2 separate regions of the Mus musculus genome follow, and region 2 is linked to region 1. The links are chromatin loops, found by intact Hi-C in ENCODE. Cell type or tissue: heart. All regions are shown on one strand. Links, peaks and the distances in the headings refer to the core of each region. The heading gives the core; the rest is flanking DNA.

Region 1 (10,698 bases), core at 1,878-9,877:
AAAGACTTGGCAATCATCAACTGTATTTATGTAGAAGATACAAATACATGTGTTCTACCAGATTGTTTTTAAAACACAGAAAGTCAACAGAATTTTGTCATAAGTAAATAACTCAAAATACAAAGTATTCCTGATATGCATTCCTAGTCAAGAAGAGACTGTAGTTCAGGCTGGGCCAAGAGCAACAGCCATTCTGCTGACAGCTGCCGTTTTCTACAACTGCCACCAAGGCGGGTAAGACACAGCACCCTAGAACCCCGTGGAGCAGGTGTTGCCCAGGAGACGACACGGCGTTTCCCTCTCATTTATTTGTTTGTTTAGAATGATGGCCAGTGTACTAATGGTTCAGAAACTGTATTTCTTGGAAACAGGATGCTTTCTCTATGATGTGGGTAAGAGGCACCCTCCTACCATGCATTTGTCAGAGAAGAGCAAGGCCTACTCTGAGTACATAGGTAATTCAATGTATTTAGTAAAATGTAAACACAGACTTCAGGGTGAAAAGTAAACTAGTCTGGAAGCTTTAGGGGTACAAAGTAGACACCTGCTAATTATTCCCACCCAAGTGTTCACACAAACACCAAATGCTTACAAAAATGAGCAGTCTTACATATTCAATGATCCTGTATCTTTTAGGGAATGGTATTTTTAAAATGTATTTTCCTGTTCCTAATTCCAAACTTACTAAAAGACCAATGAAATCTTTTATGAATTTTCTGATAGCCATGACTCTAACCCCCCCCCCCCAACAACATATATGTATAATTTTATACAATTGCAAGTGGCTAACACTATAGACAGATCCCAAGCTTCTGCAAGGCCAGTACCACAGGGAGCCAGGGCAGGGATGGGGCATGAAGACTGGCCTCCTGACCAGGCCCCTAACTGCAAAGTGAAGATCTGCCAGGTCATAGCAGTGCTGGCTACTGAACCTTGGGCTTTAAATCACTGCCTCTAATCCTCACAACTTGGCGAGGCAGTCCATCAGTAATTTTGCACATGACGTCGTCTCAGGGTCTGAGATATGAAACAGCACAGCCCACCAGCCAGAGCACAGCTCTGACACCGGGGAGCAGCTTTCCCAACTGTCATGCTATGCTTATCCTACAGCCCTTCACTGGCCCACAGCAGGCTCGTGAGAAGTCACCATTTAATGTCCCTGTGCAAAACGTCAGGAAAAATACCCTGAGGAACATACACACAGAGAGATAATATTATTGTGATTTCACTTATGAAATACTTGGAAATTTAGGGGCCTTCCCCCAATTTATGTAGGAACTTTATAGAAAAGTATTTTGTTGTTGTTCTTCCTAAGGAGGGATCAGTAGCCACACTGGCAGTGGGACCACCACAGGCTCTTACAGAGAGCCTGCCTAGAGGGCTCTAGGCTCTAGCGGCCTCTCATTTTAGAGGGTTATTAGTGGTAGAACACAGTTCCTGGGGCCCATTATCTATGGTGCTCAGACGGGTCTTTCTAGCTACTTTATTAAGCCAACATGAAAACAGGGCCGCCATCTTGCAGAATGGCTCCAGTCCCAGCAGCCTCTCTTCATGCAGACTGGCCACCATAAAATCCATCATCTGAAGGCGGGACACTGACAAAGACCAATAACCACAGCTCACCAGTCCATTACCGTCCAAATACCTGGCAGGGCAGATGCCAGCCATAAATGTATTTATGGGTTCAGAAGTCCAATGGCTAGCTTTGCCACCTCAGTTTTATTGAAAACAGAAAAGTTAAAGAAAGAAGGCAGAAAGGAAGGGAGAGAGGAGAAGAGCTGGGTAAACCATCCGCACTGAGATGTTCTTCTCTACACCTTCCCGAGTACCAAGTGAAAAGCAAGGTCCTGTAAGACCACAGGGTCCTCCCCAATTCAATCTCAGGAAAACCACCATTAAAAAATAACCTACTGCCTTTAATCCCAACACTCGGGAGGCAGAGGCAGGTGGATTTCTGAGTTCGAGGCCAGCCTGGTCTACAGAGTGAGTTCCAGGACAGCCAGGGCTACACAGAGAAACCCTGTCTCAAAAAAAAAAAAAAAAAAAAAAAAACCTACTGTGCTGGACTGAGGTGGTGGCCCAGGCCTTTAAACCCAGCAATTGGGAGGAAGAGGAGAGAGGGGAGGGGATCTCTGAGTTCAAGGCCAGCCTGGTCTACAGACAGAGTTTCAGAACAGCCAGGGCTACACAGAGAAAAAAAACAAACAAACCCATATTGGAAAACAAAACAAACCAACCAGCCCTCCCCAAACTGTGGCTTCCCACTAATTTATGTTACTATCATAAGACATGAGCTGAATTTCTGAGGTTTTACTTTATGTGGAGAAAGGTAACTGAAGGTAATGAACAATGGTTTGACGAAACTCTAGTTCTGTCAAGTACGGGTTTTCTAACCCTACACTTATATCACACATACACTTGAAGCCCACCATGAAGTTCTCTTGGCTAGAAAACCATGCGTTTTGCTTGGCCATCCCGTCACCACAGTCAGTTACCGAGGCTGCCCAGAAGCCGCCCATCCAGACCTCGTAAGCAGCTCCAGTTATCTAGGCCAAGAGTCTGTGAGAAACTGTCACTTCTCATGCAGCCATGCTGACTTTCCTCAGCTCCAACAAACATTTATAAAGCCTCGAGAAACCCCTACAGTTCGTCCAAGGGGGCAAAGCTGAGAACAGCCCCTGTCTTTCTGTGTTACGCCTCTTCAGTGATGTGGTTAATTAGTAACCACGCTGGCAAATGTGACTGTGGCCACAATTCGTGGCCAACCTTCCAGGAGACATGCAATAGGTGTGTGGAGGAGGCAACCTGCTGGGATTGATGTTCCAGGCATGCTGACTGCACCGTGTGGGTCACCTTTGCCCGACCCACCCAGAGGACATTAACATAAAGGTGACTGCACTGGTTACGATTGGATAATTATTTTCTTCATGTAATGAACAATTCTCTGTTGCAAAATGCATTCACTGCAGAGGCTAAGGTGTCCATGACCCTTAACTATGCCAAATCATGATGAAGACAGGTGGATTCAAAACAGGACTGGAGTCGGCAAGAAGCTGCCTAGAGCTGCAGAGAATCTCACCACTCATTTACAGAGTGGGTGGGTAGGACAGCAAGCCAGGGAAGGTAGCCATGGAGGAGACAGGCCCAGTGCTGTGATGGGGACCTCAACTGCCCCTCTGGAGAAGGCAGGAGCAAACGCGCTCTATGTCTGGGATCCCTGCGAGGAGGCTATGATGTGCGGCACGCAATGCTCCCTAGCCGAGTGCCAAGCACAAGTCTCAACAGCAGATCTCATAGTCAGACATCTCGGACCCTAGCTTACTGTTTTCTGAGCATCGTGTGCTTTTGAGTCAAAAGGTGAGAGGGCGGTGCCTTCCAAGAAAGGATCACAAACTTGTAAAAGTTTTTTAGGGTGCAGTGCCAGAAACTAGACACTTGTTAGCGGCTGCTCACTGCATCTGCCTCAGCTCCTGCATCTACCTCAGCTCCTTCCAAGCCATGTTTACCTTGTGGAAACTCTGCTAACCCAGACACCAGCTGCGCATGCTTTCCCTGGAACACAGAGAGGGTTTGTCTGGAAGCAACATGTGGTTCCAATTTATCTTTCCCAGCAACAGCAAGGAGAAATCTACCCACTTTAAAAATAAAAAGGTTGTGCAATTTAACTCTTAAAAGCCCTGTTTTTTTTTTTTTTTGTTTTTGTTTTTGTTTTTTTGCAAAGACAATTCTAATTCCTCCTCCCCCTCCCCCTCCCCCTCTTTTTTATTTTCTGGGCTGTCTAGAGAGAGAGAGACCAAATGTGTAATGGCTGTCAACATATGAGCCCGTCACTGCCCACTAGACTCGGGAGACACTGCAGATGGCTCGTCTCCAGCAGTCTTCATCCGCCTCTCATGCAGAACCCATGTTTTAAGTTTGCCTCAGCGTTTGATGCGAGGGCACTGGCTATTTAGAACGAAGCTGTTCGATGCCTGGATTCTACTATTTGCTCCTGGTGACCTACGGGTGGCAATGGCTGCGTGGACAGCTCTGAGGCCGCAGAGGCTGACATGCCACATACAGAGGCAGCTACAGGAAACGCTGGCTGGGCGGACAGGGCCTGTCAAAGGTTTCAGTCGAGACTCCAGGTTTCTACTCGTTAGTAATTCTGCAGTCTGGCTGCCTGTTTGAGACTCCCAGGGTAGACTTTCCTCCCCCATGTCCCTTCCCAGAGGTCTGATTCAATACCTGTGCTGAGGCCTAGGTATTTTACTTTTTAAATTTTTTTGTTTTTTCAAGACAGGGTTTCTCTGTGTACCCCTGGCTGTCCTGGAACTCACTGTGTAGATCAGGCTGGCCTTGAACTCAGAGATACCTGCCTCTGCCTCCAGGGTACCACCATGGCCCAGTTGGGGCCTGGGTATTCTGAAGTCCCCCCAGTTATGCTAATGAGTAGTCATGATGAAACCCACTGAAGTCCCCTCCCCCTAGAGCATCCCACTCACGGATTCCCAGTGCCTCAGGTCTGGTAGCAGCCCAGTGACATCACTGGAGTCCAAGACTTAGACTCACCCTGTCACTGTCCCCTTTAGCTGGCTCTGCCCTCACCTGCATTCATCTCCAGACTCTATCTCCTCTGGACTAACCACCATGATGAATGAAAACAAAGACGAGTGTCAGAGCCTAACCCTGGCCTGGAAATTGAAAAACATTTTTTTCATATGGACTATCTATAGTGGCCAAAAAATAAACCTTTCAGCTGGATAAAAATGTAAATAACCCTTCATCAGAAGGACTGTGCAATCAACTCTGACGTGGAAGACAAGTTAGTCTCTTTCTAGCCTTACCCTTGTCTACAGTCTTAAAAGTTTAAACCATTAAAGGGCCTTAAAAAACAACGATGTTCTAAAATAAATGTTGTTGAGAACTTGGCAGAGGGATTGTATTTCCAGCTAGAAACAAGACTTCCCGCTAAATTTGCTGACAGTAATTCTCTACCCACAGATGTCCTCTGGAAGCATGTTCTACGTTGTCATGCAGACAGCCAGTGATAGCAGGATTAGAGCAGTGCTCCGATGAGCGGAGCCAGGATTGCTCTCCCCCTCGCCTGTCTTAGGTAGAGCTGGCCGGAGAAGCGGCCGAGGAGACAATCCTCGCAGGGAGGCAAAGTCTCCTTAGTGTGGAGGCAGCCAGCATGCTGCCGCACGCCGTGCTGTGGGCTTTCTAGCGTGGACTTTATTTTAATACAAGAGTGATAATATACATTGGTTTTTCACCGAGCTGTCCCACAGCTGCTTCTGCTCTTGGAGGGCAAGAGGGAACATTCCATTCCTTCCAGCCAAGCTTGCACTTGCGGCACACACAGATCCCTGGCAGCCTCGCACCTCTGCCCACACCCACGGCTTGCCGCCCAGCCCTCTTCCTCCCCTGCTCCCCAAGGCCTCACACTTCCCACTCCACAGTCCGGGCCCCAGACCAAGGAAACAGCCACAGGTACCCAGTTCACATGTCTCCTCCACAGAGCAGGTTAGACCACAGCTTTTAGCCAACTCTGCTCTTCAATGTATTCTTCCCTGAGGTTTTCAAATTGTTTCCCTCTCTCATGAGAGACTTGATAAATACATGCTGCTGAAATTCCCTTTAAAACCATGGTTATCTAGCCAGATAAAATCGATGTATTAGAGAGTTCAAAGCCAAGGGATCCCAAAACAGTCTTGAAATTTATTTTTGCAGTGTTTAACAACATAATTTTTATCAACCCAAACTTTACCTGAGATTTTAAAAAAAAGCTACATCTTTTTCCAGTTTGGAAACATACTATGTATAGAAATGGATGAAAAATGGACATTAGAAACTCACATCTAGAACTCAGGGACACAGCAGAAGGTTTAGAGTCACTTTAGTGACATTAGACACTTGGTACAATGCAGGGGAATACGGCACTGGGAAACGGCAGCCATATTTACAGTGCAAGAAAACGGGGATGAGACTGTAAGGCCGGACTTGGATTCAGTCAGTTAGTAAGTGGTAACAGGGCTGAGGTGAACATACCATCTCCTGGCCTTGAGGCATAAAGGTGATGTCACCCAGAAACAATATCAGCACAGTGGTATACTGAAGGAAGAGAGTACAGGATATACAAGACAAAGACACAATCCATCTATCTTACCCATCTATCTACTCACCTACCCAACCCTCCCTCCCTCCCTCCAGCCACCCACCTATCCATCCTATCCATCCATCCATCCATCTTATCCATCCATTCTATCCATCCATCCACCCACCCACCAACCCTGTATGGAACCTGGTTTACAGTGAGTACTCAGAATGCTGTCATCTAATCACTGGCTCTGTGGGAAGGGTGCAGAAGCCACAGGACTGGTCTGAGCTGCACTTTTAAGGTGAGTGAGCTGTGAGAGGGAGGTGAGGGCCTCACGAGTGCTGTGCTGTGCAGTAAGCGCCCACTGGGTAAGTCTGGAATGGCACTGAGGTTGCTTGCGAGTTCTCGGTCTCATCCAGGGTATTAGGAGATAGCACATGCTGACGCAGACGGAAGGTTCTAGTAGAGGGATGGGGAGACCAACAAATTGACAGGGCATAGACCAGCCAGTCGGTGGTGCAAGGCCTGGTAGATGCAGCTGAGATCTAGCTGAGATAGAGCTTCCTTTTAGTTCATCTTGCAAGGCTATGGGGCCTTCACTACTTAGAGACTCACTCGAAATCACAAGTAACAAACCTTGGCGCCAAGCAAGTGCACACGAAGGGAAACTCACAGCAGTGTGTATTTTACTGCAATCTGAAGGAAGAACATGTGCTCACTGCCTGCCAGGAGTCCCTGACACATCTCATCTTATTTTCTTTTCCCCACAAGCAGGAAGCTGAGAGAGAAGAAAGTTTAAGAGTGTGTCCGGTGAGCCTTGGTGCTGCGAATCCAGCCTGTTGGCTAACTCCAAAGTTCTTCTACCATGTGTTTTCCCAATTACCAAACCCACTGAGGAGAGAGGCTGCACCAACAGGGACCAAAGGGCTTGAGCTACAAACACTTCCCGTATATGGTAGCTTCTGTGCCGAGGGAAACTAGCCACTGACTGAGTCCAAGCAGTATTACCTGGCTGTCCGTGGGAGGTCTAAAATCAGGTCCTCGAAGAGCTGGTATGGTACCACAGATCCTCATGCCAGACACATCGGGCAAATGTCTCCAAGTACCCTGGACTGCTAGGACGAGGCTTAATCTGAAACAGGGACCTCACTTTATACTATTTAAAACATCTAATTAGCCTATTATTAAGCCAGAGAGAAAGATTAGCCTGCTTCAAAATTACGTGAATCTTAAAATATGATGTCTTCTGCCTGCAAGTGAGAACAGGCAGGGTGCTCTGCTTAAGCTCAATCAGAACCTCCAGGAGAAACTGCATTAGTGTTGCAAACGTGGCTGCTCCTCTTCTGGCATCAAAGCAGCAGAAACCACTGAAGGGATGGGCGTGGGGGTGCTGGGTAGTGGGTTCAACCTGACATGACAGCCCACAGCTCAAATCCAGGAAGCCAGATTCCTGCTCCGGCTAACACTCGCTCCCTTCCTGTGAACTCTGCCGGCTTGAGCTCCACACAGACACAACTGTCTTCAGCTCAACTGGATGGCACAACTCAAAAAACCTGTTCTCCGATATCTTGTTATTTCAGAAGTGATGTGCTTTTGGGGAGCCCTGGAGTATATGCCAACCTGTGGGTACAATCAGCTACACTCTCGGGAAAGGCAGGGAGGGAGCAGGCAGCACTCTGTGTTAATTATTCCAACACCGTGAGTCAAGGTCAAAGAAGCCGTGGACAGGGACCAATGCCACGTACCCAACGCTGGCAACTACAAAGCAACTGATGAATGTCCCTTCATAGAAACAAGGAGTCCAACACCGCCAGCTCTGCAGTGACTCAGGCCAACAGCGTCCCAGTCTCCACACACCACGGAAGCTCAGCTAACGTGGAGCCTCTGGGGAGCCGCCTTCCACACTACAACCTCACCTGTATGTGCAGCTCGCTACCCCACATTGCAGTCTCGCCAGCATGTGTGGCTGCTCCATGCCAACTCTACCCTCACCACTGTGTGCAGCTCCTCACCACACATCATAACCTTACTGCATCTTCAGTGTTTCACTATTCTGGTTTTACAGGATTTTTTTTTTTTTCTCATTCAAAACCACAGGATGCAAAAGCAGCCTAATGACTTTGCTGAACATTCAAATGAATCAACCAATGAGTCCAGGACACTGCTAGGTACCAATTACACAGACAGATGACCACCAGACATCTCCAAAATCTACATAAAAAAATCTCCAATGAATAGACTAACCAGCTACACACTGGCATTTCATCTTCTGAAAGAGTTTCCACTGGGTCACTCATTTAAACTTAATCTAGACTGTGTAATATCAGACTGTTCCCTGGGCTACGGTGAGCTAAGGAGGCCGAGCATGCATTGCATAAACCAGCCCCTCTAAAGACTGCATACTACAGGAGGGCGCTGTCTTAGTACTGATACACGCTGGGTGTTAATCTATTTCACGGATTGCAGGGTAAACGGGAAGCGCCTAATAAAGAACACGGGCGGCAGTGTACTATCTGTCGCCCAAAGAGGGACCAGAAGAGTTGTAAGAGAACCTATCCAAGGGAAACACGATCCTGCACACCCTTCTCTAGAATCTGAGTAGAGTTCTAATCGCTCATCAAGTAATAAATGTCTCTTTGGGACAGATGAAGTCCTTTACAGAAAACCACAACCAATTAAAATGCAGTTGTGAAGCCTAGGCCTAACTGATGCATCTACAACACTACTCTGTCACTCAGGCTCAGGGGTCATTAAAGAGGGGGAGGGAAGACTGTGTGTCAGAAGAACTGGGAGTTAGATGTGAAACTGTCTCCTAGAAATGTCATAAGCAACCCCCATGACGTCTCATCAAGATGGCTGCCTAAGCATGAGCTGAGCAAGGACCATCACAGACAAGCTAACATGGAAGGGAGGAAGGCCACCAGACCCCACACACACACAACACATACACACACACCACATACACACACACACACACACACACACTACACACACACACACTACACACACACACACACACATATTAAAGAAAGGTAAGCATGCAGCATGAATGGAAAATTCCATAAACGGGCACTCCACAGGCTAAAGGGACGTTGGAATCTGTTCATTCAGACCCTGTTTGTCACTGCAGGTGAAAGAAGGTGTAAGAAAAGAGAGACTCAGCCAGCAGGCTTGACAGTTCAGCAGAGTTCACGGTTCGCCCAGGTGGGCTGCCAGTAGTTTTAGGCCATTTATGGGTCCCTGGCACATAAGAACTGCTTCGGTAGAGTCTGATGTGGCAGGTTTAGGCCAGACTCTTCTCTTCATCGAAGAAGTCCATCACCTGGGTCGCCTGCCATCCCCAGATCTTTCTGTTTAGGATGTTCACTTGCTAATGGGAAATGTATTGAACTCACAGCATGACCAAATCCTGAGTTTAACAAATCACTACATGAGTGGAAGGGTAAGATACCAACTCTTTAGTCCCCCTCCATCAAGACAAAAGAAGAAAAGCAACCACACAGGAACACAGACCACTGAGGCGGTTTTGGCAACTTTACCCCATTCCATATTATTAGCTGTTGTGCAGAAATGTATATGTTCTGCAGAGTATACATATGTCCAAGTAAGAAGGATGGCCAAGACCTGATGGCGATTGTGGGCAGAGAAGCAAGGGTATCACCTTAAAAAAACCATAACAACCGAGTCCAGAAGATCATCCCGCCACCCCCAGAAACCTCGTCTTCACAAGTCTTGCAAACAAATTCCAGAACTCTGATCTGGATCATCATTCAAGGAAAACTGTGTGTGTATTGTTAGCAGCCTGAGACGTCTCCTGCGAGAGCAGGGAGATATGTTCACTGCCTATTACAAAAGACTTAGGAGCCCTAGCTCAGGGCTCTGCATGCATAAGAAATGTGTAGTTGTCAACTCGAGCCTATTTGCTTAACAGCACCTTCCACTCCTCCCTGCCCGCACTGGAGGGAACTGATGCAAACCGCACTGTTGCCAGCTGGTAATCACAGCAGTTGGGGAACTGAAGAACAAAAGCAGGAGTTCATGGCCTGGCTGAGTTATAGGATGAATTCAAGACCAACCAGGGCTTTCAGCGGCAGTGGCATCCATCAGAGGGGCAGGCAAAGAGAGAGCTGGACTAGAAACAGGAAGCTCCTGGGCCTCTGGTCCCAGGGTCCTACGGATGAGAAAGCCTCGGCTGAGGTGCTCAGCAGTTTTAGCTGATAAACCACCTGAAAGTCCCTAACTGCAAGCGGTGGTGCGGAGCAGAACCGTTCCGGCCAGTTCTCTTCTCCACCGTTTCGAATCACGGCAATCAGATGCAGAGGCAGACAGATGTGGCTTAGGCACTTTGTGATGCTCTAATCTGGCTCTCCTGAGGGGACTTCAGGCTCTGTGACAGTGAGCTATGACTGAAGGGCAGGAGACAGAGAAGAGCCCTCAATCTCATTCAGCTGCGGCTCCATGTTGCAGTCCTCCGTGAAGAGTAGACACACACACACACACATCAGCAGTTCAGAGCTTGCCTTCATCTGCTAGAGGGTAAAGAGCAACCCACCCATGACCCTTAAGCCTGGGCACTCCATCTTAGGGCAAATCTCAGCAGTCGTAGCCACTGCTCTACT
Region 2 (10,698 bases), core at 927-8,926, 120 kb before region 1:
GGCTGCCTTTTCCCCTGTCTAAGATTGAATTAGAAGCCATAGGCAGATTTCTTTGGTGGAGGAAACCCTCAGACATCAACTGCTGATAATGTTTACAATAAAACAGAGCAAGTGAGACAGAAGGAGTATAAAACGTGTGGTTTACCAACGACACTAGGAAGCTTACAGCTTGTGCTGGAAGAGAGGTTGTGATTGTTAATGAGATTAGAGCTATTAAGGAGAGTATGCTCTATACTAGAATCAAGTGAAGGGTTTCCCTTGGTGCTCTACCAAGGTAAGCTTCCAGCCGGGGAAAGGGAGAGGCTTAAGGGGATTTCTGCTCCTAGAAAGCAGGCACAAGCATAAACAGTGACTACTGCCATTCAAGAGGGTGAGGGTTCATCCCAAGCTAGCAAGGGACCTTGACAATGTTGTTCAATATGTTGTTAGGGTTAGAGTCATAAAAGGCACAAGAGTGAGGGGCCGTAGAACCCTTCTGTGGTTCTGAGAGTCACTGAAGCCAGGGAGCAAGTGACAGGGGACCATCCCCCTCCGGAGCAAAGGCCCTGACGGGGAGAGGCTGTGAGTGGCCATTGTGGAAGGTTGTGAAAGTAAAGCTTGGGTTACAGTTGGGTACCCTAAGATTTTGGAGAAGCCAGAGCCGTGGGATATCTGCTAAAAAGAGATGCTCACAGGGAGTATAACCAGCCCAAGAAAAAGATGTATGTTGGAGGCAGCTGGAGACGCAGAGTTCTTTAAGTTCTTTGACACCAGAACTATGGGATTTGATGCTTGCCCTGCTGGGTTCTAGATTTACTTTGCTCTAGCATTTTTTCATTATGTTCCCATTCACACATTTTGGAAAAGTTATGTATCTTCTGAACCATTATATGTTAGAGATACATAAATTGCTCTTTGATTTCATAGGGGTTTCATTAAGAGATTGCCTTGAGCCTCAGAAGAGACTTTGGACTTGTTTTTGGCATTGTTTAAAAAAAAAAAAACTATGAGGATCTTTGAAGTTGGACTAAATGTATCTTGCATTATGTTATATGTAGGCTTATATTTTTTCAAAACCTACTTTAATAAGGGTTCTTAAATGCTTTAACCTCCCTTCTAGCCCACCACCCACTAGAAGTAGTGGAAAAGAAAGGTTATTAGGACACAGGGTAACTAGACCTATTTAGAAAGGAACCTTGACAATGTTGTTCACAGTTCATTGGGGTGATTCTAGTCTTCGTTGTTAGGATATCAGCAGTTCAGCCTACTAGCAAACCTCCAACCATGAATCAGTAGCTTCGGTCCAGTCCACTCGGCAGACACCATACATGAATCAGCAGCGGCAGCCCGGTCCAGTAACTAAATCACGAGGCTCCATCATGAGTCAGCGGAAGCTGCAAGAAGCCACAGGAACGTCATGAGAAGTTCTTTCCCAGTTACTCTCTATGAAGTCATAACATAGATCAGCAACACAGTGCGAGGTGAACCAGTACATGAACTTGTCAGCAAAGACTAATGAAACAAAGCAAGGCAAACCAATGCGATAGCTTCCTCCCACTGTCCATAGCGTTGTTTACACTCTTTCTAAACATCGTGCATCCTCTCACAAGTCTTTTTCAGCAAAACCTCCTTTCACCTGTGTCTGCTTCAGCAAAACATCCTTTCACTTGTCTGTCCCAGGAAAACATCATTATGACCTGAGTCTCCAAAGAAGTTTTCACTTCAGTTATGGTCATGGAAAATGGGGGCTAGGGAATGGAATGGGGGGTGTACCTGTAGGCTCAGGCATTTGAACACCTGACCACACTGGTGGTGCTGTTTGGAGAGGTTTAGGAGGTGTGGCCCTGCTAGAGGAAGTATGTTACTAGACGTGAACTTAAGAATTTATAGCTTGCCCTGTGCCCAGTGCACTCTCTCTACTTTTCGCTTTTGCTGACAGTGTTATCTCTAACTTCCTGTTCCCGCTGCTATGCCTGCTGCTTGCTTCCATGTTTCCCAGTCATGATGGATTCTTACATCTCTGTAACCATAAGCAAAAGTAAACATCTTCCATAGAAATTATATGTGTGTGCATATATCCATGCACATACTGACATACATATAATCTTAGTTTATGAACAAGACCCACTGTCTGCTGTTGGAAGATGAGACCCAAACCAATTTCAACAAAGATTATTGTCTCATACAAATACAATATCTGTGAGGAAGATCACTGTATACAATAAGATTTGCTTCTCTCTCTCTCTCTCTCTCTCTCTCTCTCTGTCTCTGTCTCTCTCTCTGTGTGATATAGTGTGTGGTACATGTACTTGTGTGTGCACACATGCATGAGGATGCTGGTGCACATATGTGCACGTGCATGTAGAATCCAGCTCTGCCTGTCTCTTCTCCACAGTTCTCCAGTGTTACCTTTTGAGACACAGTCTCTTGTGGATCTGCAGGTCAATGACTGGGCTAGTCTAGCTGACTGACTAATGAGCTTCAAGAATCGAACTCTTTCCCCTGGCGCTGGGGTTACATAAGAACCCCTCACTGCTGAGCCTTTCACCTGAGTTCTAGGGATTGGAACTCAAATCCCCATGCTTGCAAGGCAGGCAATTCACTGGCTGAGCCATCTCCCCAGCCTGTGCTTATGGTTTCAAGGGAACTTTATCAGGGTCCAGCTTATACCTCTCTGTTCTACCAAAGCTGTTGTGAGACAGGTTATACCACGCCAGGTCCACAGCCAGCAGAAACTAAGCCTCTTTGTGCAACTGAGGGCAGTTCTACTGGCTCTGGTGTGGTCCCCCTGCCTATTCCTGAGTTAATTGCTTTGCTGAGCTTCACCAGCTGTAGGTCAGGTGGCCAATTCCTGAGTCAAGAGTGGATGTAGCTCCCTGAGTGATCTGCGACCTGACAGTGGAGTTGGTGGTAACTCCCAAGCAGGAAGGTGGGGTGTAGTTACATTAATGAGTGCCTGGACAGATGAAAGGGAAAGTGTCTATGTTTCTGGTCAAATCCAGTGCCTAATTTCACACACCTTAGAGGTACTTAGAAGACCGCCATCTTCCCTTGCTGGTCTTCCATGACGCTGCTTCTGCATGCTCTTGCTCCTGCCATCCAGCTGCCTTGGCAAGAGTCTGAGCTTGGGGGCTGGAGGTAAGAGCCATTGCTCCCGGGCGTCTGTCCTTTGCTCCTACCTCCCAGGTTGCCACAGGGTTGAGCATCCTGATTCTTCCCTGTGTCACTGCGATTCTGGAAAAGACGCTCTGCCACCCTGAGTCACAGTTTTCTCAGCTGCAGATAGGGTTAGTGATGTCCCTTTGACCTCTTTCAGGAGACAGAAAGTGGGTGGCGCGTGGCAGCCCCAGACTTGTGTCTCCTCCTTAAGGCTGGGACAGCTCTAAAGAAACTTTACAGAGTAGGGTGTTTGTTTGTTTTGCTTTGTTTTTAGTATTTGTTTGTTTTGAACAGTTTCGGTGCTCGGAACGATTAAAGGAAATGCTTTAAAAAGTGTCTGGCAGTCTGTGCTCTAAAGACCACTGCCTCTGAGCCCAGACAGATCAGTCGCAGCTCTGGCCCCCGCTCCAAGTGTTTGTGTGTTTAACTTCTCAAGGGTTTCCACTGAGGGGAACAAAAGCCCAGAAGTTTCCCTGAAACCCTTTGGCTTAATCCTCCCAAGAGTCACTGAAGCCTCTCAGGATCGATCCAGGAAGTGGAGGACACTTCTCAAGACTTTGCTTTCAAGTCTGCTGCCTGTTCCTTCTCAACAACGCACTTGAGGTTTTTGCTTCCTTTTTTTCTTTGTATGCTCCAGTGCCAACACAGCACTGAAGTTCAGGATGGTGTCTAGGGTCACAGTGGCAGGAAGTGGCTAAACAGGGAGGCATCTTTGCAGAATCTTCCCTCCTTCTACAGAGAGAGAGAGAGAGAGAGAGAGGGAGAGAGAGAGAGAGAGAGAGAGAGAGAGAGAGGCAGGCAAGAACAGCAGCCCCACCCCTCCTGGCACAGGTGCAAACCGCAGGCTGGAGCAGCACCAGATGCCTTGATGACGTCACATGTGTGGAGCCAGAGCTGTGCCTGACTTGGGGTTCAGTTGGATTGAAGGCTGGAACACGAAGGAACAGACAGTTTTAAGGGAACCAACCAGCAGATGAAATGTGTAGCTGGTTGGGGTAAGAAGAATGACATTTTTAAAAAGAAGGAAAAACAAAAATCCAACTGTTTTTTGTGGATGAAAGTTCCTGGAAAGGAGATGAACCTGCTTGCCCACAGCAAGGACCTCAGCAGCTGCGCCGGAGAGACTGGAATGTTCCAGGTCCTGAGCCAAATTACTTTGGGCCAATCATTAGCCTCTTTAACAGCCTTTGCTTGCCCTTCTGTATGCGTCCCAGCAGCTCTGGGGCCCTTAGGTAAGTCTGTCTTCCACCAAGCACAAGGCTGAGAGTCCATCAGCTGCTGTCTGAGGCCCATGTCTGCTGTGCCTTTGTCCTTCTGGGACCTGCCTGCCCGCGTGTATGAAAAGGGTCTTGATTAATGATTCCCTTTGTTCTGGTACTATAAAGCTTCCGGGAACAGTTACTCTATCCGAACATTATGTATGTAAAACAAACAAACAAAAACAAAACAGAGAACTCTGTTCCCAAGCCGTGGCCATCCCTGTAGGCTCCAGAATAAACTCTCTCTCATCCCCTTTGAGTGAGAGCTATGCTTCTTCACAGACGCTTTAAACCAGATCCAGCCGATTAGAAAAGGGTGGTTTGGGTAGGATGGCTAAAGATGCCATGTGGGCTGGGGAATGCAGCTTTGTGTTAGAACAACCAGCTTGCACAAGGCCCTTGGAGCCAGCCCCAGCAGCAAACAAACAAACTGAAAAAGTACTTAATATGTAGCTTTTGTTTGGTCCACTTAGGAAATCCTAGCAGAGATTTAATGGTATGATGTGGCTTCTTTCTTACTTCAACTTTAAAAAAAATGATTTATTGGTTTATTTTTGCATGTGTACACTTGCCATCCCCCACCCCACCTCACCCCTGCATGTGTGTGTGTGTGTGCACATGTGCATGTGTAAGTGCATGTGTGTGAATGAGTGCATGTGTGTGTGTGCACGCGTGTGTGCGTGCATGTGTGTGTGCATGTGTGTGTATGTGTGTGTGTGTATAAGTACAGACACATGTGGAAGTCAAGGGACAAATTGTGGGGACTGGGTCTCTCCTTCCACCATGTGGGTGCTGGAGATCAAACTCAGGCCTGGGTAGAAGCAGTCTCCACACTGAGCCATCTCCTAGCAGTAGGATTTCCTACATCTGTTTTCCTTTGCACAGATACCCCCCCCCTCAGCCAGCCATGTTGTCCTAGCACATCTGCCGAGATGAAATCCCCATGGCCTCTGGGTCCTGGTTTTTGTTTTGTTTACACCTGAGCCTTCCTGCCTCTGCCTTCCACTCACCTGCCTGCCTCTGTTCCTGTAGCTGGCTCCCTCATCACTTGGTCGCTCCGTTCTATAGAAAGTGCCACCCACCACCCACTGAGCACTCCTTGACAGGCCTAGAACTCCTGGTGTACACCTTGATTCCCAAACCCTGTCTACCAGCTTGCCAGCGAGTTTATCATGCCTTTACACAGAACACCGTACTCACCTGACCAAGCACAGGAGTCCTAGGGCTCCTGACGCTAGGCCCGACCTGCCTTCGGGTCAGGAGAATCCACAAACGTGATCCCTTCTCTGACCATCGAGTGTTCAGTGAATGAAAACTCCTAAGTCTTCTCCAATCAAAACACATGGATTTGGTTTTTCAGAGCCTAAGAACAAGTAACCTCAGGGTTAAAAGCCCTGGCCTGCTCTTCCAGAGGTCCTGAGTTTGATTCCCAGCAACCACATGAAGGCTCACAACCATGTATAATGGGATCTGACATCCTCTTCTGGCCTGCAGGCATTTATGCAAGCAGAACCCTCATATACATTAAATAAATACCCATAAAAAGAGTAAATAAGAATCAAGAACAAACGCTGCCCTGGTACAGTTATCTTTAACCCACGTAGAGTTCTGCCCTAGAGCTTACATCTAAATGCTCTAAATAGTCTCAATGTTTTCCAGAAACTGCCTCTCATCATTATTAGTTACATTCCTTGGCTCTCCAGCACTCCCAGACTTAATCAGCCTACACTGTCACAGCATGATAAAGCGTGGCCATGTGCAGCACATCGGGGAGGGGATAGATAGGACCAGACCACTCCTACAGAAACTTTGCTTGCCCCGATCAACAATGAGCCCATACAGTGGAGCAGACACTAGAGTGCTTCTCTCCAGCAGCCCAGGATGGAGAGTTCCCTCCAAGAGTCATGGGCTGTTGCAGGGGGTGCTGGCCTCCCTGGGTGCCAGCACACTAAGGTGGATTATCATTGTCACTCGGCACGTGGAGTCTCCACAAGGTTGCCAGAGAAGGGCGGGGGTTGGGGGAGGTGCTGTTTATCACCTGGGTCCTGGACCTTCTAACTTGGAAGGCACAGTTAATACAGCTGATACAACCACCCTTTACATACATCCACAGCTGTGAGATGCCCCCTCACAAGCCTCAGCATGTCCAGTCCACCATAATGTGATAGGCGCATCAAACCTGGCCTGGAAGAGATTGGGGCGTTGACGTGCGGTTCCACTGTCTATTGTTTAATTCTGAGTCTGTCGTTCGATCCAAGCCATTTCAGTTTCCAGAGTCCATTTTCTCACCTAAAAAGGGGGTCCACACAGCCCTGCCTTACAAGGATGAGTTGAGCCTCAGTGAAGAGGAGGAATATAAGACACTTTTGAGAGCGGTCCAACGCTTTGCAAAGATGAGCATATTATAATAATTGAGTGTCTGTGGAGAACTATAAAGTGAATCGTGTCACTCAAAACTCCTGTTTAGAGAGTTCATTGTGCTCTAACCTATTTACTTACTCCTTTCTTTATATGTTTTACCTCTCAAAGTCCCAATAAAAATGGAACTTCACGCACGCTTGTGGAGAGAGCATTAAACAGAAATTAGCTATCCCGTGTTCTGTAGTCACTTCCCAGGGAAGCCGTACACCTAATAAAATGCCCAGCCAGAGCTGGCACACACACTGCTGATAGCCTCAGCAGGCACTGACCTTGGCACTGTGACAAGGGCAACATTTCCAAGTGGATGAGCACTTCCTGAACAAAGTGTCCAGTGTACTAGGAATAAACAGGCTTTTCATCAACCGAGCCTGCATGTTTTCTGGTTCCAGCAGCCTTCCCTACTGCCAGGGTCAGAAAGCAGGGGCACCAACCAGCAGGGCCTCTTGAACAACCTGCTAGTCTTGCTCAGTCCTCCCAGAGGATTCTGGGACTGGACAGGCTTGCAGGCCTCTGCCATCGCCTGTCCTGGCTATAGTATGACTTTTTTAAACTTTTGCCTGACTAGCTTATGAATGAATGTGATTCAGACTGTGGTTATTTTATTTGGCTTTGACAATTATTGGGGGTCACCCCTAATCTACTTTTCTAACTGCTGGCCTGGCTACCTCCCTAGTGGTGGTCCCCAAATACTTGCTGTTTCTCCTGGCCATGTGCTCATGGCCTGTGTACCCTTATGGCAGCTTCTCATCTCTCCTTCTCCTCATTCTCTCCTCTCTCCCATGCTCAACCAGGTAACTCAAAAACCCACCTACCTCTAATCCTCCCAGGAATTGGCTGTGGCCAATTTTTATTTAACCAATAGTTTTAAATTAAGAAACAAGGTTTGCACAACAACAGCTGGTAAACGTGAAAAGTGACTCGTAGGCTTAGATTTGCAAAGTTAGTATTACAATACATAGCAACAGACCAACCCTCAGCACAAGGCTCCGTGGTTCCCCTTCCGCATTTCTGCAAAAGGAGTACAGGGTAGATCTATTCCTTCAGGCCCTGGTAAGATCTGAACGGGGCATTAGCTCTCCCTGTGATGCAGAAGGGTGCCTTGGGCCACATGAGAAGACTCTGTCCGCAGCTTCAAGTAGGACATCATCAAACATTGGCCATGCTGACTTTGTGAAATGGAAAGGTCACTAAGTCAGTCCCAGGGAGAGCATGTGCAGGCTTGGAGGACAAGGTCCTTGAGATGAAATTCAGTCGGGGAATAAAAAGGGACAAAGGACTCCCAGAAATGCACCACACATGCAAAACTCGGCTGGCAGAACAGGTTTCCTCATCTAGGGCAATGAGGCTCCAGCTGCCCAACTTAGCCATGTTTTCCTTCCTTCTACAAATGTTCGTTGAACATCTAAAATACTTCCCGACCTTACAGGGAGGAACTGAGCATTCTGGGGTCTGGAGACACAGAATAAACAGCTAAAGTCCCTGCCTTGCTTATATTTTTTAGAAGAAAAAACAAGTAAGCAAAAATAAATAATAAATAGTGGTGCAAGGTGCTAAAGGCATGGGCGTAGGCACACGTGAGCCGAGATCGAAACCGAGGAAGCTTCACTCTGCCCCTCTGTATTCCAGACCAGAGCACATAACAGCGAGGTGGATAGTGTCTCAGGGACGGATAGAGGCCAGAAGAGATGAGAGAGGCAATCACAGAGGAAAGGGGCTTGCATTCAATTCTGAATGAGTTTGGAAAACTGTGGGCCTGGTGGATAATGTGACCGTGAGTGTGAAGCTCATCTCAGGTCTTCTACGGAGAACAGAGCATGGCTGGAAGGCACTTGAGCAGGAAGGTCTCTGAGCGAAGCTCACCACCACTCAAAGCAGGAGGCGCTGCCTGCTGGGGATCCACACATTTGAAAGTAAAGCCTAAAGAATCTGTTCATGGTACGACGACACGACGACGTGGCAAGTTAAGCCAATGGTCCTTTAGCATAAGAAACTAGGAGTTAGATTTACTGAGATTGTGGGTGAGGCAGGCCTAAAAGAGTAAGGAATGTGGTTCAGAACATGCAGTGTCTGAGGGGGAAGTGCCCAGTGGGCAGTGGGATGAAAGAGTCTTGGGTCCAGGCTAAAGATAAACCTGGGAACGTGTGACTGTAGGGGGATGACTGAAGCACCAGCAAGCTTGGTGCTGGCAAAGAAGCAAGTGATGGTGGTGAAGAGAAGCAAAGACTGAGCCCGGCAGCAGCGGCTGTCGGAGGAAAGAACCGAGCGCGAGGAGAGCATACATGAAGAGTATTTCTACGAAGGAACTGCTGGTCACCGCCGCCAAGCACGGCTATCCAGTGAAGCATAAGACTACCGAAGAATTAACCATTGAAATGTCATATTCTTGGCCCTGAAACCCCATTAGGACTGAAGTGGTCCCGTGGCCTCATTTACATTCCTGTCCCCGGAAAGGAAAAGCGGTCGGCAACCTCAAAGCCAGCCTTCCCAATGACTTTTGCACAAGTAATTTTAGGAATTAGAGAAAGCCACCCTGGGTCAGGGGAGTTCAAGAGAAATATATAGGAAAAGCAGGCCCGGGGAAGGAAACGCCACTCTTCAGTGTGTCTGTGGGACGAACCTTTAATCCTAGCACTTGGGAGGCAGAGGCAGGTGGGTATTTAAGTTCCAGGCTAGCTTGCCTGATTTAGAGAGCAAGTTCCAGATAGCCAGGGGGCTACACAGGGAAACCCTGTCTCAAAAGGAGAGAGAGAGAGAGAGAGAGAGAGAGAGAGAGAGAGAGAGAGAGAGAGAGGACTTAAACACGTAGTACCAAATGGCAGAATTATCAGAAATTCTGCCCCAAATTGTATTCAACAAAGTGTATTCAACAATTTTTTCAAATAAATCTTAACTTAGCAACTCCAAGAGCAACTTTTGATACATTATAATCCAAAGCCTGATACAATATGATACAAAGACATATTTTGATACTCACATGCTGAGGTATGATGATAGCAATTTATTTAAAGTCTTTGTTTACTGTAATTAAGCAAGTATATTTCTGAAGAAGCAGAACCTTCCATACAATGAAAACATTGCAGTTCCTAACATGCAATGGTCTCGTATCCGAGTGGAGGTGTTCCAGGCAGCGTTTGTTGGCACTGTGTGGTGTGAGGGTCTGCTGGGGACACAGGGTTCGAGCTGTGTGTTCAGAACCAAGGCTGCAGTGACCTCATATGATGCAACACAGGTGAATGCTACTGGAAACACCCGGGATTTGCTACCTGTTCAGTTGTGAGTTAATGGTTGTTGCATGTTCAGCAACCTTTTATTGTAGCCAGATATGGTCTGATTCCTGCATAGAGTTATACAACCACATAGAGCAGTGATTTTCAACCGTTTTAATGCTGGGACCCTTTAAAACAGTTCTTTATGTTGTGGTGACCCCAACCTTAAAATTATTTTCATTGCTACTTCATAACCATAATTTTGCTACTGTTATGAATTGTAATGTAAATGTCTGATATTCGGGATATCTGATAAGTGACCCTCATGAAAGGGTCCTTGACATCCCCCCAAAAAAAGGATCCCGACCCACAGGTTGAGAACCACTGTCATAGAGGGTCGTAGCACACAACTGTGGGAAGTTGTGTCACATTCAGAATCTCTTGGAGAACTAGTTCAAATGAATCCCTAGGCCTCCCCGCAGAGGCTCAGATTAGATAGATGGAGAATGAGCTAAAGAATGTGCACTCTGGCCAGTCTCCCTGATGAAGCTGGAGTTGCCTACCAGGACTCGGGCTCATCTCAGCGTCACCCTGCTGAAGAAATGCACACTTCCGTTAGATCAGAAGATGGCTTGGGGAGACGCAGACAGAGGAGGTTGTGGAAACACTGGTAA

The links. Peaks named below come from ENCODE experiments on the same cell type or tissue, not always from the same donor. Only the 100,000 strongest peaks of a DNase experiment are listed, where the experiment ranks them.
Region 2: it touches region 1 in a loop (2.0-fold over the local background); 3 of 42 quality-filtered maps call a loop at or near these places.

Annotation. Positions count from the first base shown.
Region 1 is chr10:42,199,955-42,210,652 of GRCm38, forward strand. The region is part of intron 2 of Foxo3 (forkhead box O3); the gene reads right to left. Among named protein-coding and RNA genes, the nearest start is that of Gm38485, 70 kb to the right of the region's middle. In heart, for the core only: no CTCF peak of the experiment used is centred there; DNase peaks (open chromatin) are centred at 3,524, 5,337 and 7,900; H3K27ac peaks cover 1,467 bases.
Region 2 is chr10:42,085,558-42,096,255 of GRCm38, forward strand. No RefSeq gene overlaps it. Among named protein-coding and RNA genes, the nearest start is that of Gm40630, 9.0 kb to the left of the region's middle. In heart, for the core only: no CTCF peak of the experiment used is centred there; DNase peaks (open chromatin) are centred at 3,964, 4,304, 7,134, 7,824 and 1 weaker place; H3K27ac peaks cover 3,832 bases.